Regions from separate parts of the Homo sapiens genome. Here region 1 is linked to region 2. The links are chromatin contacts, found by Hi-C or POLR2A ChIA-PET in ENCODE. All regions are on one chromosome and are shown on one strand. Each heading gives the region's core, a stretch centred on a gene start or an enhancer-like site at or near the end of the contact. The rest is flanking DNA. Distances are from core to core; before and after follow the strand shown. Region 1 holds the start of SLC26A6 (solute carrier family 26 member 6). Region 2 holds the start of SHISA5 (shisa family member 5).

Region 1 (6,547 bases), core at 2,466-4,965, 130 kb before region 2:
GTTCCTCCTGTCTGTGGACACTTTGGGGTGGGGCTCACAGGAACTGAGTTGGAACCTGGTTCATCTCGGGTATGTGTGAAGCATCTGTGGGGAAGGGGATGGCGGACAGACCCAGGAAATAGCTGGATACACAGGAGTCCGAGAGGGACTGGTGGGAGTGGGGAGGAACCAGGAGCTTCCAGGTCTCTTGTAAGCCAAGAGGAGAGTTGAGTTTCAAGGAGGAGAAACAGCTGGGTCAGGCTCTGGGGGTTTGTGGGGTAAGAGATGGCTTGGGGAGGAAGGGGGCCCTAGGGGTGGGGCAGGGGATCGACAGAACTGAGCAGGACCCAGGGCAGAGAGAGGACAAAGGAAGGAGGAAAGAGCAGGGGTTTGGGGATCCTGGGGCTTGGGCACTGAGGGCTGCTGGGGGTGGGGACCAGAGGGAGCTAACCCACGGCCTGGGTCCCCCTGCAGTCTAGCTTTGGGGTCTGGCTGTTTGGGAGGTAGACTAGGGACTGAGCAGGGGTCCAGGCTCTGGAGTCGCACAGGTTTGAGTTTGAGCTCTGTGTCTTACCTTACTAGCTGCGTGACCTTAGGCAGAGGCAAGCTTTTCTGGGCCTCAGTTTCCTCATCTGTAAAGAAGTCTGTAGTAACAAACTCTTTGAGATGTGGAAATCTATGAGATAATATCTGTCAAGTGCTCAATATAGCATCTGTAAACAGTAGGTGCTCTTGAAGCACTTAGAGAAAACACCTGGGCAGCCAAGGAGCCTGGCTGAGTCTAGGGGCGCGGAATGGAGGACTCTGAGAACCCTGGAGTGGGCATGAAGGGGCTGGGGGCTAAGAGGCGAGAGCAGTGGTGGAGGCAAGGGAAGCAGCCAGGCCAAATGTGGTGGGGGAGTCCAGAGCCGCCTGACTCGGAGTCCTCTGGGCATCAACCTCTGATTTCCTCATGTGCCTCCAGAGTTCCCAGAAGTGAGGGTCACTCCTGAGGGGATGACGGCGTGGACGAGGAACAGCTGAGGGCGACAGAGGATCTAGGCTAACAGGAGAGACTCCAGGAGTGGGGGCAGATCCCAAGGCAGCCTCCTGCTCCCCAGTGGTGGGTGCCCCAGCTCTACCTGGTGTGGCAGGGCTGAGGCTCCATGTGCATCTGTGAGCATGCGTGTGACAGGTGCAGAGACGGGGGACTGGAGGGAGACTTTTATACGTTTTGTACCTTTGTAACCAGAGAGATGCTTATGTTATTTTTCAGCTTTTCTGTCTCCTGGGGGGTTTGAGGCTGGGCTGGGAGGGGGAGGGAGATAGAGGGAGAGATGCAGTTTGACCCCATTTGGGTCCTGAGCAAACCCTATGCTCATCTCTCTCTCCTTCCTGGGGTGGACTCAGATGGGTGGGACACATGCCTTCCTCCCCCTATTCCACCCCCAAGTTGATCTGAGTATCGTCAGGGGCCCAAAGTACAGAATTGTTCTTTGCTTTTTATTGAATGCTCCAAAGGCCAAACTTCTGGGGCTGGGGGTTGGTCTTGGAAACAGGGGTCCTCTGACTTCCTCATGGGGGCTTGCTCATACCGCCCCTCCTGGTGGATGTGTGTGTTTATTATGTGGAGTCCCTGCCACTTACTGCCTTATGACCTAGGACTGATGCTGTGGGGTGCTGGTGGAGCAGCTGATGTCGTGTTTACAGAGCAAGGCTTCCCTGTCTCCCACGGGGAGGGGCTCGGGCCTCTAGTCAGACATTCCTGCAGAGGGTCGGTGGAGGGGTCATTCACCTGCCCCTGCAGCAAGCAAAAGTTGTCTGTGGTGCCATTTGATTCCCTGACACTGCCCCCTGCTTGAATTGATTCCGAAGGGTAGGGTGGGAAGGTGAGCAAAGGGAGCAGAAACAAGGGAATTCAAGACCCAGAATGTAGGTGCCACTGCCTCCTATGTTTACAGGATCCTCCGTGGCCCTAGGCACCTGGGCTGCAGGAAGTGACTCCGTTCCACTCCTCCTTTATTCCCTTAAAAAGGGAAAAATGACTGTTACGACCCTGTTCACAAAACTCTTACTTTTGCTATTTTGTCTGCTGTCCAGAACTGAAGACTTTAAAATTTTGTTACTGTTTACAAGTCCAGATTCAAAAAATGTTTTTACTTTGTTTACAACTCAAAACTTTGAGTTTTACACTTTGTTTACAGTAGATAATTTTTTTTCCTTTGTTTCCAAGTGAAAGGTAGGGAAAGTGGGAGAGGGACTTGGAGGACCCACCTGTGAGGACCCTGACCTGGCCATCTTGAGGGGTTTTCTAACCCCCAGGTCTCCCAGGCCGAAGGTCAGCCTTGAGTCCCGTTTAACAGCAGATCCAGAAGACCTTGAGAGTAGGCGTCCTCTAACCACGGGGGAGAGTGGCTGTGCAGGGCTGGGGGGTGGTCTGTGCAGACACCTCCTCACCCACCACCCCATGCATACTCTTGGGAAGCAGCTTCCTGGGAGATTAGAAATTCTACTTCCCTGACTGGAGCTAAATCCCACCAGCCAGGACCCAAACTCTCCTTACCGAGAAGGACCCCAGCTCTTGAAGGGCTGAGTGGCCTGCTGGGGGTGGGAGGGTGTCTTTACTATGTCCTAGGTTTCGTAGATGCCCCTCTCTGGGGTTCCCCTCCTCCAGCCCAGCGGCCCTCTTTCCTGTCTGTGTAAATTGTTCCGTGAAGCCGCGCTCTGTTTTGGGAATAAACTTCTATAGAAAACAGTTGTTGCCTTTTCCTGTTGGGGGCTGGGGAGGTAGGATGGAAGCTGTGAATGATTCAAGCCAGACTGACCTTTGGGAGGAATCTGAGCCCCTCCCAAGAATATCCAGCTATTTTTAGCCCATTTCATGGCAGATCTCTTTCACCTTGAAATCTGGCCCCTCACTTTGTAATTGGGGCCTGATGTTGGAGCACAGGTGCTGAAAATAAGGTGCTAAGGAAAACCTCCCCGCTGGTCAAGGCAACGGCAACAGGACTTCCTAATTCTTCAGGGTCTGCAGCCCTGACCCGGCATTTTTTGCCCTCACCTGCGGTGAAACCAACCTGAGGAACTGCTCTTGCAGTTCCTGCCTTGCCCACCCAACAGCACTGACGCCCACCCAACAGCACTGACCCCCACCATTCTCCTCGGCGGCCCGCGCAGTAACCTTCTGGGAGCTACGTCCGGGCTGTGCTTAGTGCAGCGGAGGGGATCCTCCAACCATTTCTGGCCTGGGTGGCCAGAGTTAAAGGGGAGGACTTGGGGACCGTTGGCTCCGGGTCTCAAAGAGATGCGTAGTCGCAGAAAGCCTGCGGGTGGCGCTCTCAGCTGAAGGCAAGAGAGGCCCCACAGACCTGGATCCCCTACGAGTTAAGGCTGGGGTCACCGGCCAGTGGAGTTTCCTTTTCCCACTCCGTGAGCACCTTCCGCCGAGCCAGGACCTGGGATCAGCTCCAACCTACTCAGGGCCTGGGGGCGCGACTGCGGCCAGCCCGGCGCGGGTGCTTAGTTCCAGTTCTGCAGTCCCATCCAGCTCCGGGCAGAGGGCCGGGCGAGCAGCGAGAGGCCTCATAGGCCAGGTCGCCGGGGAGGAAGCGGTTAAATCCTCCTTCTCCAGTCTCTCCCCGCCCGGCGCGCGCCACTTAGGCCCCGCCCCAGCGCGCTGATTGGCCCAAGCCTCCCCGTCCTGCCCCGGGATTAGCCCCCGGGAGAGCGCAGCTGGCCTCACCCGGTCCCGGCGCCGCCTTCCGGAGCGTAGCGGCCTCTAGCTCGAGCAGCAGGAGCAGCCCGCACCGGACAACTTGCGAGCCATGGGGCTGGCGGATGCGTCGGGGTGAGTTCAGCGCACATTCCCGGTGGCCCCGCGCGAGCGCCTCGCTGGAGCAGGCATTCTCCGCTTGCGACGCCTCGCTGGAGCAGGCATTCTCCGCTTGCGACGCCTCGGTTTACCTCTGCTGATTTTCTGCAGGCGGCTGCCCCTCTGCAGCAAGGGGTGGGGGCGGGAGCCGGCGCGACCCCAGTCCCTTGGGCTGTGCGGAAAGCCGCTGGTGTGACGCCCGAGGGCCATCCCGGGCCACAGGGAGGCAGCTGCGTGCGGAGGAGCCCGGCCAGGAGATGTGCCGGCGGGGGTGCGTGGGGCACGGGAGTCCCTGGCAGCGGCCCGTGGACTAGCTGCTTTCAGCTGAGTCCCGAGTCCACCCAGCTCCACTGATCCCGGAGTGAGCGCTCCGGCCTTTCTGGCCCCAGTTGCCTTCCTACAGGGAGGGGCCAATGATCAAGGCTCCGCCCTCCAAACGCGGGTCCCAAGTTGTCGGGGGAGGGAGCCCTTTAAGAAGACCTGAGTGACTCACGTAGGAAAGGAGAGGGGGCTCTACGATCTCCTTGAGATAGCGGTCCCAAGAGTCTCTGAGGATCTTCCTTGCACCCACTCCACACTCCTCCAACAGTACAGCCAGGTTAGAGGCGCTTCCCAGGTGAGTTCCTGTCCCTCAAATGGGATCCTCTCCCCAGGTCAGGGCTTTTCCTAGATCAGAACTTTCCTGACTGGTGAAAGCTTCCCCAACAGGCTAGAGTTTTCCCCCAGGTAAGATCCTTCTGTGAGATCTATTCCCAGGTGACAGCTTTTCCCCATTCCACGTGGGAGCCTCGCCCGAGGTCAGAGCTTTCTCTATGGGAGAGTACCCCCCAGGTGAGAACCCTCTCCCTCTAGGTCTTTTCTTCCCATGTGAGATCTTTCTCTGACTTCAAGTAGGTGCCTCTGGGCAGAGGGAAGATTCCCCCTGTATCAGAACTTGCCAGGCTGATAAAGATTCCCTGGTAGGTCAGAGATCCCTCTAGGTGAGATTCCCCTTGAAAGCTTCTATTCCCAGGTGAGCTCTTTCCCCCACTTCAAGTGGGTACTTCCCTTTCCATGTGGGAGCCTCTCCCTCTAGGTGAGAGATTGCCACTCCAAGAGCAAGCTCCTTCTCAGGTGAGAGCCAGTCCTTGGCTTCCCCATAACAGGCCTGAGCCGTCTACAACCTGGACCCTGGGGCTGGAGGCCCAGGGGCAAGCTTGGCTCCAACACTTTCCTTCCCTTAGAGGGGAGGGTCTCATCTGAGGCCTGAGGCTTGGGAAAGGAGTTGCTTGAGGAGCTGGACCCCTGGTTTGCTGGACCCCTTCCCTGAGTGTGCTCTCAGCCAGCAGTGGGCTCCCGGGGCAGCTGGAGGAGGACCTGGGGACTGGAGAGGGACTGGGTGGGGGAGGGAGCAGCCTGGGACCTGGACTGGTAGAACACTCAGCACTGGGCTGCCACATCTCGGCTGGAGGTATAGCTAGTGCTCATCCTGCAGTCCCTACTTGGGGGACTTTGTCCTAGAAAGAGGCTTTCTCACCAGCCAAAGTTCAGGTACTGCCCCTGTCTGAGTTTGGACATGTGGCCCACAGATGCCAGCTGGGGGCTGGAATACTGTACCTTGATCTTAGGGCCTGGAAAAATCAGGTAGGTAACTCTCTGGTCCTAGGTGGAGGTGTAGGGGAGGTTGGGCCAGGGATGCCTTCACTGTGTCTCTCTGGTCTTGCCACCCCAGACCGAGGGACACACAGGCACTGCTGTCTGCAACACAAGCAATGGACCTGCGGAGGCGAGACTACCACATGGAACGGCCGCTGCTGAACCAGGAGCATTTGGAGGAGCTGGGGCGCTGGGGCTCAGCACCTAGGACCCACCAGTGGCGGACCTGGTTGCAGTAAGGCCAAGATTGGGGCCTGGGGGCGCTGGCGGGGCCCAGGTAGCCCCTGTTCCTGACACCTACCCCTCATATCATGTCCCTAGGTGCTCCCGTGCTCGGGCCTATGCCCTTCTGCTCCAACACCTCCCGGTTTTGGTCTGGTTACCCCGGTATCCTGTGCGTGACTGGCTCCTGGGTGACCTGTTATCCGGCCTGAGTGTGGCCATCATGCAGCTTCCGCAGGGTGAGCCACCTTCAGTGCGTCGGCCTGGAAACCCTGTGGTCTGTGATGCCCAAAACTGGGGCCATGACCTCTACCTTGGAACTATGGCACCTAACCCAGGGCTGGGATTCCCTTATCGTTTCAAGATCTGCTCTCCAGGCCTGCACTGCTACCATTCTACCCCTAGGCTTGGCCTACGCCCTCCTGGCTGGATTGCCCCCCGTGTTTGGCCTCTATAGCTCCTTCTACCCTGTCTTCATCTACTTCCTGTTTGGCACTTCCCGGCACATCTCCGTGGGTAAGTGGAGGCAGGCCTAGCCTTCCAGGAGGATGCCCACATCCATCATGGAGGGCAGGGTGAGGGGGCACTGAGCAGGGCAGGAGCGGCTGGGGAAGAGGGCAGCATTGGTGCTGCATCCCTGGGCTAGCCCACGAGTCATCCCCAGGCAGGACTAGACCCCTGACTGTAGGACCACAGAGGCAGGTGACCTCAAAGCCCTGGCTCCAGGAAGATGAGAGTGGGTGAGGCAGCCCAAGGGGCCTGGAACTTGGCAGAGGCCTGAGCAGCCTAAGGCCAGCCCTGACCCCTTCCCTACTCCACAGAGAGCCTCTGTGTCCCGGGACCAGTAGACACAGGTGGGAC
Region 2 (6,574 bases), core at 1,577-4,076:
AGCCACCTAGCTTTGGTACAGCATCTGGGCCAAGTCCTAGCCTTGGTACAGCATCTGGGCCAAGTTTGGTTTCTGCCTTGGAGGGGTCACTTTCCCCAGGCAACTTGTATTTCCAGGCTTTGCAAGCCTGAGCTGCAGAGACAAAACTCCTCAGACACCGAGTTAAAGAAGGAAGGGGTTTATTTGGCCGGGGGCATCGGCAAGACTCCTGTCTCAAGAGCAGAGTCCCCCGAGTGAGCAATTCCTGTCCCTTTTAAGAGGGTGCTCGTGAGAGGGTCGTGATCGATTGAGCAAGCAGGGGGTACGTGACTGGGGGCTGCATGCACCAGTAATTAGGTCAGAACAAAACAGGATAGGGATTTTCACAGTGCTTTTCTATACAATGTCTGTAATCTATAGATAACATAACTGATTAGGTCAGGGGTCGATCTTTAACTACCAGACCCAGGGTGTGGCGCCGGGCTGTCTGCTTGTGGATTTCATTTCTGCCTTTTAGTTTTTACTTTTTCTTTCTTTGGAGGCAGAAATGGGGCATAAGACAATATGAGGGGTGGTCTCCTCCCTTAGACCCACAGAAAATGCCTGCACACATGGGCACATGCCTGTGAGATGCATGGTTGCGATTTCCAAGCCACTGGGGTGATCCTAGCCTCCACTCACTCCTGCCCATGCACAGCCCTGGGTGGAGCCCAAAACACCCACCAAGCTCAACCATGAGCTGTGGGCAGATAAGAGGGTATGGGAGAGCCAAAGACCAAAAAAGTAGGGAGGAAGAGGCCAGGTGAGAGGCCCCTAAAGGATCTGGGGTTGGGGGCAGCAGAGTAGAGAAGCCAAAGGCAAGCATAGGAGGTGGGAAAGGACAATTCTTTTTTTTTTCATTTTTTTTTTTCGAGATGGAGTCTTGCTCTGTCACCCAGGTTGGAGTGCAATGGCGCGATCTTGGCTCACCACAACCTCTGCCTCCCGAGTTCAAGCGATTCTCCTGCCTCAGCCTCCTGAGTGGCTGGTATTACAGGCATGCACCACCACACCTGGCTAATTTTGTATTTTTAGTAGAGACGGGGCTCTACTGAACATGGAGATGTTGGTCCATGTCTATCCAACATGGAGATGTTGGTCAGGCTGGTCTCAAACTCCCAACCTCAGGTGATCTGCCTGCCTCTGCCTCCCAAAGTGCTGGGATTACAGGTGTGAGCCACTGCACCAGGCCTTGTTTTTCTATTTTTGAGACAGGGTCTTGCTCTGTTGCCCAGACTGGAGTGCAGTGGCACAATCATAACTGCAACCTTCATCTCCTGGGCTCAAATGATCCTCCCACCTCAGCCTCCCAAGTAGCTGAGACCACAGGTGCTTGCTACCATACCCAGCTAATTTTAAAATTTTCTGTAGATATGGGGTCTCCTTATGTTGCCCAGGCTTAGAACAACTCTTAGGAGCTTGGCTGGGGGGCAGGGACTGGAAAACCAAGGAACAAGAAACCAAGCTTGTGGATGGTGCAGAGTGGAATGAGCAACCTTTAGGGAGGCAGAGGGCTGGGCACCCAGGGTGTGGAACACAGGATGGCTCTAGAGCTGGACATGAGGAGCATACACTGGCCATTCTGCAGAAGGGGGACCTAGGCTGCACCCAGCTTTGGAGAGTGGCGCTCAGGAGGCAGAGGTGGGATAACCAGGCTGGGCTGTCAGGGAGGATGTGACTCCAGTCCCTCACTAAGACCCTCCCAGAGGGCATCCTGCCTGGGAACTGTCATATCCCTGCCCCCCACATGTGTATTGAGCACGGTGAGTCTTAAGCCCTTCTTGGCCAGGAGGTGATGGGGGCTTATTGGAGACCCAGGCCTTCCTCTCCCTGTTCTAACACCCTAGCCTGGGAAACTACTGGGAACATCCCAGATTGTCCCCTTGGGTTTCTCTTTGTCCACAGCGATGCCCCCACCTTTAGGTGAGAAATATATGGTGGCACACAGGGTGCACAACCCAGCCTGGGTGCCCCACTAGTGTGACATTTCACGTTTTCTGTCTTGAGTGAAATGTTCTGATTGTGCTAGGTGCAGAGTGGGGGTGGGTCAGGAACTCTGGGCATAAAAGGAAGAATGACTCAACATCCCTGATTCTGCCTGGACCCCTGCCCCGAAGTGAGGGGGCGGAGCCCTGTGTGGGAAGTTGGCCTGGCTGTGTGCCCTGGGAGCTGCCAGTTTCTAGCTCAGTCCTGGCCCACTGCGCCAGCGCTGAGCCTGCCAGGGCTGGGGCTGGGGATCACCTTGGGATGATGGTGTCAGTCCCAGGGGGCAGGAGATCGAGTGTCCTCTGAGCTGGCGACTGGGCCTGTAGAAGGGAACCGGCATTTGTGGAGTGTCTACTGAGTGCCAAGGTCTGCGCTGGGCACTGTCCTCGCACCGCCTCACCTAGTCCTCACGTAGCCCTCGGGCAAGTGAGGATCCGCCGGGACTGCGGCTGGGAGGGATGGCTGTGGCTGTCCCCCAGCCCACACAGTAGGCGCTCAGTGTCAGGGTGCATATTCCCGGGGACGCCCTCCAGGCCTGAGAGCTGGGGGCCGCCGCCGCCCCCCATGCATCCGGTGAGCAGAAGGAAACTCCGTGCGTCGCCCGGCGCCTGTCCGAGTCTGGGAACCGGTACCAAGTTTTCGCGCAGACCCCGGGCGCGAAGCTGGCCCCGAGGCTGGGAAGTCGTCCGCTTCCTTCCTTCCTCCTCCTTCCACCTTCCTCCCTCCTCCCTCCTCCCTCCTCCTCCCTCCTCCTCCTCCTGCTCCCCCGGACAGAGGTTCCGGGAACCAGCCGGGCCGGGGCGGGGCGGGGCGAGGGAGAGGGGCGGCCGCGCGGATCACTGAGGCTGTGGCGGCACTGCGCCCGGCGCTCGCGTCCGTCCGCCCGTCCGCCCGCCCAGCCATGACTGCGCCGGTCCCCGCGCCGCGGATCCTGTTGCCGTTGCTGTTGCTGCTGCTGCTAACGCCGCCTCCGGGTGGTGAGCCGGGGGTGGGGGCGGCCCGTCCTGCCCTGGGACCGGGCAGACACTTCCCCGCGCTGCCTCTCCAACGAGCCGGGCAGCACCAGCCCCACTATGCCCCCCACTGACCCCTGATTGCCCCGAGGCCGTCAGCGAACCCCCACGACTGCGGACCCCTCCTCCACCCCAGCACCCTCCTTGCCTGAACAACCCTGCCTAGACACCAGGCAGCTGCCACCTTTGTCTGTCCTGGAACGGTGGGGAGGGGTCTGCCCTCCCGCCCATGTTCCAGGGGATGGAGTCCCCAGAGGCTAGGGTAGGGTTCCCTGCCTGGCTTTAGTCTGGCGGGTGGCTGCAGGGCGAGCTGGCCCCTCCATCAGAGGCCTTCCCTCTTTGCCTCTGTTTAATGTCTGGGAGCCCCCACCGCTGCCTCCGTTGGCCCTTGTGTTCCTGTAGAGCCCGGCGCTGAGGCTGGCCTCTGGGGTGGAGACACCACTGTGTGTGTTGGTTGCAGATAGGTGATTCACAGAGTCTGGAAGGCTGGCTGGGGGCGGGTCCTTTAAAGGGTTAGGAATTGGAACAATCCCCTGCCCACCCATGGGAAGCCAAAGACCCTTTTGGGGTGGGTGGCTTCGTGGAGGGGAAGGCTGTATTTCCTGGGGGCTGGGATGAATCCAGAGGACCTGGGCTAGAGAAATGAGAAAGGGGAGACTTGTGCCCAGAATCCGCCCACTCCTGGAGTGAGCCTGTAGGAGGGTCGGTCACTGATTCAGTGAGGTCTGGGGGTCAGAGAGCATTTGTGCCATGGACTCAGCCTAAACAGCCTCACCGGTGTGTCTTCAGCCCTAGCTCAGAGGCTCAGATTGGGCTGTGAAGACCTTGCTGCATATGGGTTCACCTGAGCCACCAGGCACGGGCCATGCTGATGATACCAGCTTTCAGGTGGGCAGCTGGCCAAACTGGGCTTGTCAATGGTCCAATCCTCTGCTCCATGGCTTTGCCCAGAGCAGGGTTCTGCCTGGAGCTGCCAAGAAGTGCAGTTCCCCCCAACTCCCCACTAAAGTTCCCTCTTCCCAAGGAGGTCACTTGGTGTCTCTGTCTCTGGGCTTCACTCTACTGACAGCCTCGGGGTGTGTGGTGTCCTGATCAGGCCCGGGCACCAGATGCTGCACATGGCCAGGTGCCTGGCCTGGCTGGGTCTCCAGAGGCCACGTGCTATGGCAGACTGTTTCCAGGCCGATGTAGTTATGCCTCAGGGCTATCATCAGACCTGTCCCCTGCCTACTGCGGACTTGTGGGCCTTGCTGGACTAGGTATTCTCTTTGGAGTCTGCCCTGGCAGAATCCGGTACTGTTCCTTCCTGTTAGTGGGCACAGGTCTCTGCTAATGTAGCCTGAGGATACATGGGAACATTTGACTGTAGCATCTTCCTGGAGGTTTGTAAACCTTGTGGTCATCCAAAAACCTGGGTTATTTTCCACATTTGTTGTCAGCCAGATCCCCTCAGCATGACCTCGTTTATTGAGACTTGTAAGGATGTCAGTAGATCCCAACTCTGTGCTGAGAGTCTTGTGATGGCTCCAGGGCTACAGATGGTGCCACTGCCTTGGAGCCCTGTTGCCCAGGCTGGTCTCAAACTCCTGGAAGGCACAGACATTTCCTGGACACCTGCTGCAGGCCCAGCGCGGGGCTAAGTGCTTTATGAACGCTGGTATGGTGGGTGTGACAATTTCTGACCAGGATCTAGCCTGCCATCATGGTTATGGGGTGGTCTGTGAGAGCCAGGCCCCTGCAGTTGTGGTGCCCAGCAGGGGCTGAGGTTGCTGTGGTTGAGTGAGGGAGAGAGTGAACGAGGATTAAGAACTAGACAGTCTGGCTGGGGTGCGGTGGCTCATGCCTGTAATTTCAGCACTTTGGAGGCCAAGATGGGTGGATCACCTGAGGTCAGGAGTTCAAGACCAGCCTGGCCAACATGGCGAAACTCTGTCTGTACTAAAAAATACAAAAAATTAGCTGGGCCTGGTGGCAGGCACCTGTAATCCCAGCTACTCGGGAAGCTGAGGCAGGAAAATTGCTTGGATCTGGGAGGCAGAGATTGCAGTGAGCTGAGATCGCACCACTGCACTCCAGCCTGGGCAACAGAGTGAGACTCTGTCTCAAAAAAAAAAAAAAAAAAGAAAGAAAGGGACAGTCCAGTGTCTGGTCCCCTGCAGGTGTTGAGCTGTGTGACTTCTCGCCTGGGCAGCTTCTGGAGGAGGCCACCTGGAGTAGGGCCTTGAAGGATGAGTAGAGTTGAAAGGCAGGAGATAGGAACCAGGCAAGAATGTGAGCGGAGTGTGGACAGGTTGGAGAGCTGGAGTGATCTTCAGGACTCTGCAGTTTAGACCCTGCTTGGAAACTCGGGCCTTGATCCTGAAGCAGTGGGAATTAGGGGAGGTTTGAGAGCAGGGTGTGGCCCCATCAGACTCACATTGAGAAAGTTCACCCTCCTATCAGGAGGCCAGTGCACTGGTGAGGGAGAGAGGGAGCCCAGTTAGGGCAGCTCTGTTGTGGCCCGTGGGATAGGGCAAGGCTGAGGGGGAGCAGTGGCCAGGGGTCAGAAGGTGGCCTGTGGCTAGGGTGGCTCAGAGACGGTGCAGCATGTGTGTGTGTGTGTGGTCTGGTGGCTGTGCCAGGGAGGGCGCTGTGTCTGCTGGGGCCTGGCCCGTGGGCACAGGTGAACAGATGTGTTTCTCCTCTCCAGCACGTGGTGAGGTGTGTATGGCTTCCCGTGGACTCAGCCTCTTCCCCGAGTCCTGTCCAGATTTCTGCTGTGGTACCTGTGATGACCAATACTGCTGCTCTGACGTGCTGAAGAAATTTGTGTGGAGCGAGGAAAGGTGTGCTGTGCCTGAGGCCAGGTGGGTGCACCAGTGGGTCACAGGGTGGGTGGCTTGAGCCTGTGCCCCACAGGAGAGTATGTGGAAGAGAGATAGCTCTGCCCCTCTGGCCTCTCAGCCCTCTCAAGATGGTGGCCAGAGCATTGGAGCAGAGGGTTTAGGGATCCCCTGTTCTGGGCTGGACCCCCTAGACCTGCTCAGTTAGTCCCCTGTCCATCTCCTCCCTACCCTGAGGGCTCCAGCTTGCTGAGCCTTGGGCTGAGCAGGTTTCTTAGAGGTCCTTGGCCTCAGCTGGTCCTGTGACTCACCCCGGGTGTGTACCTGTGCCAAGATGTCCTCAGGGTGGGTACTTGGGCTTGACTATACCCCACAGTATGCGCATGCCCCTGAGGGGTATCCTTTGTTCAGAACCCGCTTGTGGAGCCTGTAGGGTGCAGTGCGTAAGCATGTGCCCCAGTGTGAGCTCTATCTGTGTCCTCCCAGCGCAGCCTATGAATTTACCTGCATGTTGGGTGTAGACTGTTTCATGGCTGGGACCAAGGTTCCAGGCCCCTGTGTGTGGCTCTTTGCCGTATTCTGTATTTCCTTTGTGTTTGGCCTCGGTGTAGAGGGTTGAGATGGTCATACTCCTCTGCTCATGGCAGGTGATCATCCTGGGTCTGGGCAAGACCAACCCCCGCTATCTTACATATTTATTTTTGTGAGATGGAGTCTCACCATGTTGCCCAGGCT

What was found. A loop is a pair of places that touch in the nucleus more often than their neighbours do. ChIA-PET counts read pairs that join two places held with the same protein, here RNA polymerase II (POLR2A). Pooled maps may share reads with other maps.
Region 1: a loop to region 2 is called in a map of ascending aorta, with 2.7 times the contacts of the local background. The contact joins the promoter of SLC26A6 here to the promoter of SHISA5 in region 2. A Hi-C loop is called at or near these places in 1 of 168 maps with a recorded cell type or tissue (ascending aorta), 2 of 37 single-sample maps with no recorded cell type and 10 of 50 pooled maps. POLR2A ChIA-PET finds 5 or more read pairs at or near these places in 2 of 52 experiments (GM12878 and HEK293).

Annotation. Positions count from the first base shown.
Region 1 is chr3:48,632,629-48,639,175 of GRCh38, reverse strand. It overlaps SLC26A6 (solute carrier family 26 member 6), which reads left to right and starts at 3,715. Exons shown (of 21, transcript NM_022911.3): 1 at 3,715-3,805; 2 at 5,541-5,699; 3 at 5,786-5,925; 4 at 6,092-6,202. The coding sequence starts at 3,783. CELSR3 (cadherin EGF LAG seven-pass G-type receptor 3) reads left to right here. Exons shown (of 35, transcript NM_001407.3): 35 at 944-2,713. The coding sequence ends at 971. MIR6824 (microRNA 6824) reads left to right here and starts at 5,478; the gene lies at 5,478-5,540. RefSeq lists silencers at 3,507-3,786, 4,177-4,276.
Region 2 is chr3:48,500,426-48,506,999 of GRCh38, reverse strand. SHISA5 (shisa family member 5) reads left to right here and starts at 2,826. Exons shown (of 6, transcript NM_016479.6): 1 at 2,826-2,981; 2 at 5,707-5,863. The coding sequence starts at 2,906. RefSeq lists an enhancer at 1,741-2,294 and silencers at 2,632-3,111, 3,122-3,171.